2 separate regions of the Homo sapiens genome follow, and region 1 is linked to region 2. Evidence: read pairs that join two places in POLR2A ChIA-PET (ENCODE). Cell type or tissue: GM12878. All regions are shown on one strand. Links, peaks and the distances in the headings refer to the core of each region. The heading gives the core; the rest is flanking DNA.

Evidence for each region. ChIA-PET counts read pairs that join two places held together with the same protein. Peaks named below come from ENCODE experiments on the same cell type or tissue, not always from the same donor. Only the 100,000 strongest peaks of a DNase experiment are listed, where the experiment ranks them.
Region 1: POLR2A ChIA-PET joins it to region 2 with 5 read pairs; 2 of 35 experiments call an interaction of 5 or more read pairs at or near these places.

The regions. Positions count from the first base shown.
Region 1 is chr7:6,568,151-6,572,736 of GRCh38, forward strand. No RefSeq gene overlaps it. Among named protein-coding and RNA genes, the nearest start is that of ZDHHC4, 7.0 kb to the right of the region's middle. In GM12878, for the core only: no CTCF peak of the experiment used is centred there; no DNase peak of the experiment used is centred there.
Region 2 is chr7:6,248,055-6,253,270 of GRCh38, forward strand. The region is part of intron 1 of CYTH3 (cytohesin 3); the gene reads right to left. Among named protein-coding and RNA genes, the nearest start is that of CYTH3, 22 kb to the right of the region's middle. RefSeq lists an enhancer at 2,472-2,631. In GM12878, for the core only: no CTCF peak of the experiment used is centred there; a DNase peak (open chromatin) is centred at 2,447; H3K4me3 peaks cover 1,284 bases; H3K27ac peaks cover 3,175 bases.

The DNA of each region.
Region 1 (4,586 bases), core at 587-4,586, 320 kb after region 2:
GAGCCATGGGCAAAGAGGGGAGACTCAAGAAGGCGGGCAGGCCAGGCACAGTGGCTCCCGCCTGTAATCCCAGCACTTTGGGAGGCCAAGGCAGGTGGATCATTTGAGGTCAGGAGTTTGAGACCAGCCTGGCCAACGTGATGAGACCCTGTCTCTAGTAAAAACAAAAAAATTAGCTGGGCATGGTGGCGTGTGCCTGTAATCTCAGCTACTTGGGAGGCTGAGGCATGAGAATTGCTTGAACCCAGGAAGCAGAGATTGCGCCATTGCACTCCAGTCTGGGCGACAGAGCGAGACTCTGTCTCAAAAAAAAAAAAAAGCAGGGTAGGAGAGACAGGTTTGCTGTCCCATTGGAACGTGGGTCACAGCAGCCACACTAAGTCCAGTTACGGAGATGTAACCACCCAAGGGGTCACCTTGCCCGCTGCCTAGACAGAGCCGACTTATCAAGACAGGGGAATTGCAATGGAGAAAGAGTAATTTATGCAGAGCCAGCTGTGCGGGAGACCGGAGTTTTATTATTACTCAAATCAGTCTCCCCGAGCATTTGGGGATCAGAGTTGGTTTTTTCTTTTTTTTGAGATGGAATCTTGCTCTGTCACTCAGGCTGGAGTGCAATGGCGTGATATCGGCTACTGCAACCTCCATCTCCTGGGTTCAAGCGATTCTCCTGCCTCAGCCTCCTGAGTAGCTGGGATTACAGGCACGCGCCACTCTGCCCAGCTAATTTTTGTATTTTTAGTAGAGACAGGGCTTCACCATGTTGGTCAGGCTGGTCTTGAACTCCTGATCCCATGATCCGCCTGCCTCAGCCTCCCAAAGTGCTGAGATTACAAAGTTTTATTTTATTTATTTATTTATTTGTTTGTTTGTTTATTTATTTATTTATTTGTCTGAGACAGAGTCTCGCTCTGTCGCCCAGGCTGGAGAGCAATGGTGCGATCTCAGCTCACTGCAAGCTCCGCCTCCCGGGTTCATGCCATTCTCCCGCCTCAGCCTCCTGAGTAGCCGGGACTACAGGCGCCCACCACCGCGCCCGGCTACTTTTTTGTATTTTTAGTAGAGACGGGGTTTCACTGTGTTAGCCAGGATGGTCTCGATCTCCGGACCTTGTGATCCCCCCGCCTCGGCCTCCCAAAGTGCTGGGATTACAGGCGTGAGCCACAGAGTTTTTACAGATAACTTGGCGGGTAGGGGCTTGTGGGCAGTGCTGATTGGTCAGGTTGGAGATGGAATCATGGGAGGTCGAAGTGAGGTTTTCTTGCTGTCTTCTGTTCCCGGGTAGGATGGCAGAACTGGTGGAGCCCGATGACTCGTCTGGATGGTGTCAGCTGATCCATCCAGTGCAGGGCCTGCAAAATAGCTCAAGCACTGACCTTAGGTTTTATAAAAGTAATGTTACCCCCAGGAGCAATCTGGGGAGGTTCAGACTCTTGGAGCCAGAGGCTGCACAGCCCCTAAACTGTCATTTCTAATCTTGTAGCTAATCTGTTAGTCCTGCAAAGTCAGACTGGTCCCCAGGAAAGAAGGGGGTCTTTTCGGGAAAGGGCTGTTATCAGTTTTGTTTCAGAGTCAAACCATGAACTGAATTACTTCCCAAAGTTAGTTCAGCCTATGCCCAGGATGAACAAGGACAGCGTAAAATTGGTTAGGTCTGATTTCTTTGACTGTCATAATTTTCTCAGTTATAATTTTGCAGTGATGGTTTCAGAGACACAAAGGAGGATGCATTTGACAACATGACTTTGGGGTCAGCTGTATATGCTCCCCCTTGATGGTCTAATCGCCTGACTGGCTCTTCTTTCAGCTGCACAGATAGAGCCAATTTACTGAGACAACGGTATTGCAGTAAAGAAAGCTTAATTAATGCAAGGCTAGCCACGTGGAAGGACTGGAGTTTATCACTCAAATCAGTCTCCTGGAAAATTCAGAGACTAGGGTTTTGTAAGAATAATTTGGTGAGTGGGGGCTAGGGAATGGGGAATCCTCATTGTTTGCACTGGGGATGAAATCCTAGGGGGCTGGAGCTACCTTCTTTTTTTTTTTTTTTTGAGACGGAGTCTTGCTCTGTCGCCCAGGCTGGAGTGCAGTGGCATAATCTTGGCTCACTGCAAGCTCTGCCTCCCAGGTTCATGCCATTCTCCTGCCTCAGCCTCCCGAGTAGCTGGGATTACAGGTTCCCGCCACTACGCCCGGCTAATTTTTTGTATTTTTAGTAGAGACGCGGTTTCAGCATGTTAGCCAGGATGGTCTCCATCTCCTGACCTCGTGATCCGCCCTCCTCGGCCTCCCAAAGTGCTGGGATTACAGGCGTGAGCCACTGCGCCCAGCCCGGAGCTATCTTCTTGAGCTGGGCCGGTCCCTGGGTGGGATCATGTGACCAGCTGAGCCCTTTTACCAGTCACAGTGGCACCAGCTGGTCCATTACAATACAGGATCTAAAAGATACCTTGAACACCAATCTTAGGTTTTCCAGTAGTGATGTTATCTATAGGAGCAACTGGGAAGGTTATGAATCTTTTGACTTCTGGAACAATGGCTGGTTGTCATTGAAGTTGGCCTCCACTTTAGCAGAGTTCATATTCCTCACACAAGCCTAATCTTTGGTTGTTTATTAGTTTTACAAAGGTGGTTTAGTCCATGAACAAGGAGGGGCTAGTTGTTGGGAAGGGGCTTTTATCATTTTTTTAAAGTTAAACTTAGGGCTGGGTGAGGTGGCTCACACCTGTAATCCCAGCACTTTGGGATGCCAAGGCGGGCAGATCACGAGGTCAGGAGTTCAAGACCAGCCTGGCCAATATGGTGAAACCCCATCTTTACTAAAAATACAAAAAAAAAATTAGCTGGGTGTGGTGGCACACACCTGTAGTCCCAGCTACTTGGGAGGCTGAGGCAGGAGAATCGCTTGAACCCAGGAGGCAGAGGTTGCAGTGAGCCAAGATCGCGCCACTGACTCCAGCCTGGGTGACAGAGTGAGACTCCGTCTCAAAAAAAAAAAAAAAAATTGAACTAAGCTGGTTTACACCTATAATCCCAGCACTTTGAGAGGCTGAGGCAGGAGGATCGCCAGAGCCCAGGAGTTCGAGACCAACCTGAGCAACATAGAGGTACCCCATCTCTACAAAAATTAAAAAATATCCATGCATGATGGCACTTCCCTGTAGTCCCAGCTACTCAGGAGGCTGAGGCTGGAGGATTGCTTGAGGCCAAGAGTTGGAGGCTGCAGTAAGCCATGATCTGGCCACTGCAATCCAACTTGGGTAACAAAGTGAGACCCAGTCTCAAAAAAAAAAAAAATTAAAAAAAAAAGTTAAACGAAATTCCTCCCATAGTTATCTTGGCCGATATCCAGGAATGACCAAGGGCAGCTTGGAGGTTAGAAGTAGGATGGAGTCAGGTCAGATTTCGCTCACTGTCATATTTGCAAAGGCAGTTTCAGTCTCCACCCACTCTTGGGAGTATCATGAGAGAGTGACAGTCAGGGTGAGGCATGCCAGCTACTGCAATGAGCAAGCTCACCGTGTCTGTGTGTGCAACAACCACCCAACACTATGTATTCCAGATGCCTCTCCCTCTGGTCCTCTTGCTTCCAGCTCGTGTTCAGAAACCCTTCTGACACTGCAGTCTCAGGCAGCACGGCTTCCAAGGCCTTATTCTGGAGGCCTCCATCCAGTGACGTAGCATCTCCAGCCAGCTCTGGAGAGGAGCTGCCCTGGTGGCTTGCTGGGCCAGAGGAATTATCAGAACCCGGGGGGCTACGGTGATCACTAGAGCCATTCCCTGGGGACATTTCACAGTCTGTGGGAGGCTCATTCCAGGTTCCTTCCATTGGCCTCACCCTTAGAGCCTCCCTGGGGGATTGTAGTGCACGTCCTCTTTGGCTTCCATGTTACCCCCTCTTCCCTGACTCTCCTCCCACTTCTTTTGCTTTGTTTTGTTTATTTAAAAACATTTTTTTTTGGCCGGGCGCGGTGGCTCACATCTGTAATCCCAGCACTTTGGGAGGCTGAGGCGGGGGGATCACAAGGTCAGGAGATCGAGACCATCCTGGCTAACATGGTGAAACCCTGTCTCTACTAAAAGTACAAAAAATTAGCCGGGTGTGGTGGTGGGCGCCTGTAGTCCCAGCTACTGGGGAGACTGAGGCAGGAGAATGGCGTGAACCTGGGAGGCAGAGGTTGCAGTGAGCCGAGATGGCGCCACTGCACTCCAGCCTGGGCGACAGAGCGAGACTCCGTGTCAAAAAACAAAAACAAAAAGAAAAACATTTTTTTTAAAGATGCGAAGTCTTGTCCTATTGCCCAGGCTACAGTGCAGTGGTGAAATAATAGCTCACCGCAGGCTTGACCTCCTGGGCTCAAGCGATCCTCCCACCTCGGTCTCCTGAGCAGCTGAGACTACAGCTGTGCACCACCATGCCTGGCTAATTTTTAAATTTTTTGTAGAGATGGGGTCTCGCTATGTTGTTCAGGCTGGTCTCAAACTTTTGGCCCCAAGCGATCCTCCAGCCTCAGCCTCCTAAAGTGCTGGGATTACAGGCATGACCCAAAGTGCCCAGCCTCCTCCTACTCCTGTGGACATCCTCC
Region 2 (5,216 bases), core at 503-4,502:
ATTAAGAACAGCACAAAGTAGATTCAATCTGAAATTTACTTCTCATTTCTATAATTACTATTTTCTAAATTATACTATTCCTCTGCCTCAAAAATTATATCCCCCTCCTATTTTCTTTTGGAAACATGTTGCTTTATTCTTTATTTCTGAACAATAGTATTTAGACCCATCCTCCCCCAACCCCCCCCCAGCCAAAAAAAAAAAAAAGAATAGCTGGACCTCCTCCTCAGAATGCTGCTAAACGTTGGTGGGTTTTTATTGTTGCTGTTTTCTAACTCTAAGTTTATAGGCTGGAGGATGCATATATAAACTGCACTGCCTATTCAGAGATGTGGTCCATCTTCAAGGGAACGTCAGCTCTGGGAGCCTCCTTCTCTGAGCCTATCGTGTTGCTTTTGTTTTCTAGTTTCTGCATCTAACTCTCCCTGTCTAGACCTGGCTTCCACTCCAGATGGGTGGGATGCCACCCAATGCACCAGGAAGGAGGACTGTGGCGCCCAGGAGAAGCTCTAGCAGTTTTGAGCGTGTTGAAGCCGCGTGTGTCCTCTGGCCTCCCAGTTCAGCTGCTCATCAATATCGCTGCTGCACAAGCCCACCCCGGCTGCCCGTGGCCACTCAGGGTCATCAGGCCTCCCTCGCTCTCTGCTCTCCCAAATTAGCACAGCCAACACCACATCTCCATATGTTCCTCACAACCCTGCACTGAGTTCTAAGGAAACAGAGTGATGAGTCAGGCCCTGGTATTTCTTCACCCTGATCCCACTATCTATTCTGATTCAGCTTTTCATCTCTCTTTTTCTCAATCACTTCCATGGGGATCTGGTGATTCAAGGGAGGGGAGGTAAGAAGTGAGACAAAGCCTAGTGCCCAAGTCACATCTTCCTGGAAGTTGCCAATGACCATTTTTCAGTGTTCTATCTTCTGAATTCTTTTGATGTCAGCTTTCTCTGTTTCTATAGAAATTTTATTTTAAATTTTCTCTTTCACGCTGTTGGGTTTTTTCATCCATCTGGAGGTCCTTGCTGTTTGTACACATTTAAAAATGCGATGAAGCTAGCTATGTCTTCCTTTGGTGTTGCGTGTAGGTAACTTTTCTCACTCGATTTCCCTTTCAAATGGGAAGGTTCACTATGTTCTGTGTTTGTGAGCACAGCTTGTCCACTGGAGGGCTTCTCTTGGGGATGAAAAAGATAGGGCCCTTTACTGGAGAAGCCGCATAAACAAAACAAACAAACAAAAATGTTAAAAAGCTTTACTTGGGGTGTTGGTACACACCCATTGAGTTCCAATTCTCCCCAGGCAAGGAATCCAATCTCTGTAAAGAAAATTTGCTTATGGGTAAAATGCTGTAGACTCCTCAAAACAAGAGGAACAGGAAAGGACAGAGAAGAGTGTAGAAAACCCTCCCAGCACAGTGGCTTCGGAGGGCCTTTGAATTCTCCTTATTTGCAGCACAATTTCCACGATCACCAACAGAACCCAAAATCCAAACACTAACTAGTCTGAGCACAGCCCCGTGAGGGGCTGCCCAGAAGCTGCTCCTGCTTACTCTAAACCCTCCTTCTGTTTTATCTGCTTATAGGTTTCCCATTTGTAGTTTCCTTCCAAAAGTGTGTTACACTCTATCCTTTGCAAAAGGTCCCTTCCCAGGCTCTTTTTTCCCCACCTACGTTGAGATACAATTGACAACTAAAAATTGGATATATTCAAGGTGTACATCTCGATGTCTTGATTAAGGAGACACTGTGAAATGATGACCACAGTCAGGAAGATTAACATACCTCTCGCCTCACATAGTTACCTTGTGCTTGTGTAGTGAGAATACTTAAAATCACTCTGCAAATTTCAAGCATACAATACGTTATCTCTAACTGTAGTCACAGGGCTGTACATGAGGTCTCCAGAATTTATTCATCTTACAAATGCAAGACTGTACGCTTTGACCAACTTCTCCCCACTTGCCCCCCATCCCAGTCTCTTCCCTGTCATTTGTCGAGATTTTGGGGTGAACAGGGGATGGAAATTTGTTGTCCTATGTCCACCACTGGGATCACACTGGAATCCCCGAGAAGTAGACTCTTCACGCTTCTGTTAACAGATTTCAGTATGGCTCCCTTGGGGAATTCTGTTTCTTGAACCCACTATTGGTCTTCAGAGAGAGTAAAAACTTTCTACAGACAACATGATTCTACTCCAGATGCAACTGTTCATAAGATTATCAACTAAAGGATTTCAATAGCAAGGATTTGATGTGGTCCTTCAAATAATACGGGTTAAAATAAACTTCAACCTTTTCAATAGGAAGAAAACACAAGCAAACCTAAAAACCTTCAAGATAGCACACAGCCACAGATTCAACCATGTGACAGAGGTGAGCAAAACCTCTCTGACCACTCCCAACACTAAAACCAATCCAAGTCTCAGTTCCACCCACAGGAGAAGCACAGACACTGACACTGAATCGAGCTGCAACACGGATGAACCTGGGAAAATGACTCATGCCACAACATGGATGAACCTGCTGAGTGAAAAATGCCAAACACAGAAGACCACATATTCTATGATTCCATTTACGTGACATGTCCATGGAAACAAAAAGTCAATGAATGACTGCCAGGGGTTGCAGAGGAGGGGATGACAGCTAATGGGGCCCAGGTTCTTTTTGAAGTGATAAAAATGTTCTAAAATTAGATAGTGCTGATGGTCGCACAACTTTATGAATATACTAAAAGCCATTCAATTGTGTAATTTAAAAGGATGACTATAATGGCATGTGGATTATAGTGATTTCTAAAAAGAGAATAGGTGCTTTATTACCAAATACACTGAAGGTGCACAGTCCCTCGCTCCTGTAATATTTCACTGGATCAGAAATTACTTCAGAGCACAGGGTCTCTGCTACAACACAGAGCAGCAAACCAATCATACATAAATCTGAGAAGAGCCGGGCTCAGTGGCTCACGCCTGTAATCCCAGCACTTTGGGAGGCCAAGGCGGGTGGACTGAGGTCAGGAGTTCAAGACCAGCCTGGCCAACATGGTAAAACCCCATCTCCACTAAAAATAGAAAAATTAGCTGGACGTGGTGGCGGGCGCCTGTAGTCTCAGCTACTTCAGAAGTTGAAGCAGGAGAATCGCGTGAATCCAGGTGGCGGAGGTTGCAGTGAGCCGAGATCACGCCATTGCACTCCAGCCTGGGCAACAAGAGCGAAACACCGTCTCAAAAAAAATAAATAAAATAAAATAAATCTGAAAAGAAAGCTATCAGACTATTCTTTTTTTTTTTTTTCTTTAAAGGAGTAATAATGAGGCAGGAGAGAAGGAGGGGAGACATGTAGGAAGTTTCTTGAAGGGCTACAAAAGCGTTTCTTTCAGTGGGAGGCAGAAAATCAAAACGTGTGAGAAGCATGGAGACGGAACCCTCTCAGTGTAAAATAGGAAAGGATTCTTCAAAATACCGTTCATGGCGGCGCAGACAGAGCAGCAATCTGTGAAGGACCGCAAAATTCTCCGCCCTTAAATTTGTTCAGTAGTGCTCATATATTACATCCACTGAAGTGCCACTGGTTTATTATTTCCGTAAAGTTTAAACAGCCTTAAGACACTGAACAACATTTTTGTGCTGAATAATAAATATGTTTATGACTGATGCCCTGAACCACGGAAACGTAAAAAAGAGCTTCTAAAAATAGAGTACAGGACTTCAAAGAGGCCTGTCCATAAAATCAAATCTACAAAGAATAACTCAGATGGTTACCACAGAATCGCATGAGTTCTTCACAGGCACCATTGGTATTTAATAGTCCCCAAACAGGACGTCTGGCTACAATTACAAGAAATATGAGAAATCTGACCCCCTTAATGTGAAAAAAGAAAAACAAAATGCTTGAGATAAGTATGTGAAAATCACTAGTCTTATGATCATTACATTGATCATAAAAACCACTTTAAAACATAATTCATTTTCAGCTACAGGATGGTGATATGGACCTGGTCCTGTTAAGACAGAGCAGAAGATGCAAATCTTTTATAGAAATTACACTGAAACAGATAGGCAAATGTGGAATGTAGTTTGATTGAACTACTGATTCTGAATTTATTTGCTGTATGGTAAATGCATAAATTTGAGTACTACTGAACAAATTTAAGAGAAACTGGCTTTCTTTCACAGATCCTTGCTATCTCTATACCAGCATGAACATGAACAGTATTTTGAAGAATCTTTGCCCTATTTTACAAGAGGAGCGTTTAGTTCTCTGGGTTCTCATGCTTTACTATTTTCTGCCTCCAAGGAAAATAATGTGTCAGCCTCACATATACTCTCTGGTTACGTGGCGTGTACATAATTAAAAGGGAAAATTAAAATGCCTTCTAGACTAGTCACGAACAAAATTAATACTTTAGAATGGAATTTAAATCAGTCATCTGAAAGGGAGACTCCGAGACCCTGTTGCTATTTCTTGAATACTTTTAGAGGAGTGTCATTTTTTTTCCCACCCTGCCCTTTCCTTTATTGGCTTTTCATACAATGAGTTTGCTGTGCCCATCACCGGATACATGAACAACAACAAAAAAGCTACAGCTGGATCCTGTATTAGTCTCAGCTGCAGTTAAAGCTCTTTTTTTAAATCAATAGGAAAGTGTTGAGGGAGGGAAGAAGAAAAAGATGCATTCCTGAGAGATTTAAGGTTTAGTCTTCATCCAAGGATCTGACAGCAAAAGTATCTCTTGAAAATTATGTAAATATAGTTTGTCTTACTAAATTTTCCAATTGTTAAGTTCATTTCTTTATAAAACCATGGCCAAATATTAAAATAAAATCCTCACTATGTTAAGCCAGATAACTACCTCCGGATGGGTGTGAGTCTGAGAAACCACTGTGGATGCTTGTTCCAAATTTACCCACACACACATTCCACTGACATCTGAACCACTCCGTAACTCCTTCTGGTTACCAACTTAATCCACACTTACCAAAGAACAAGAAAAATGAATGTCACTTTTACCTTGAATCAAAATGATTTTTAACATATTTACAATTAAAAAATTAAAGAAACTGAAGCACTTATCAATTCTGCTTACACATGCAATCTAGTCTATAGGATGCAAATAATGATATTAGACAATAAGCCTGGACTCTTCAAAAAGGTGTCACGAAAACAATTTTTTTTTTTTTTTTTTGAGACAGAGTCATACTGTGTTCACCCAGGCTGGAGT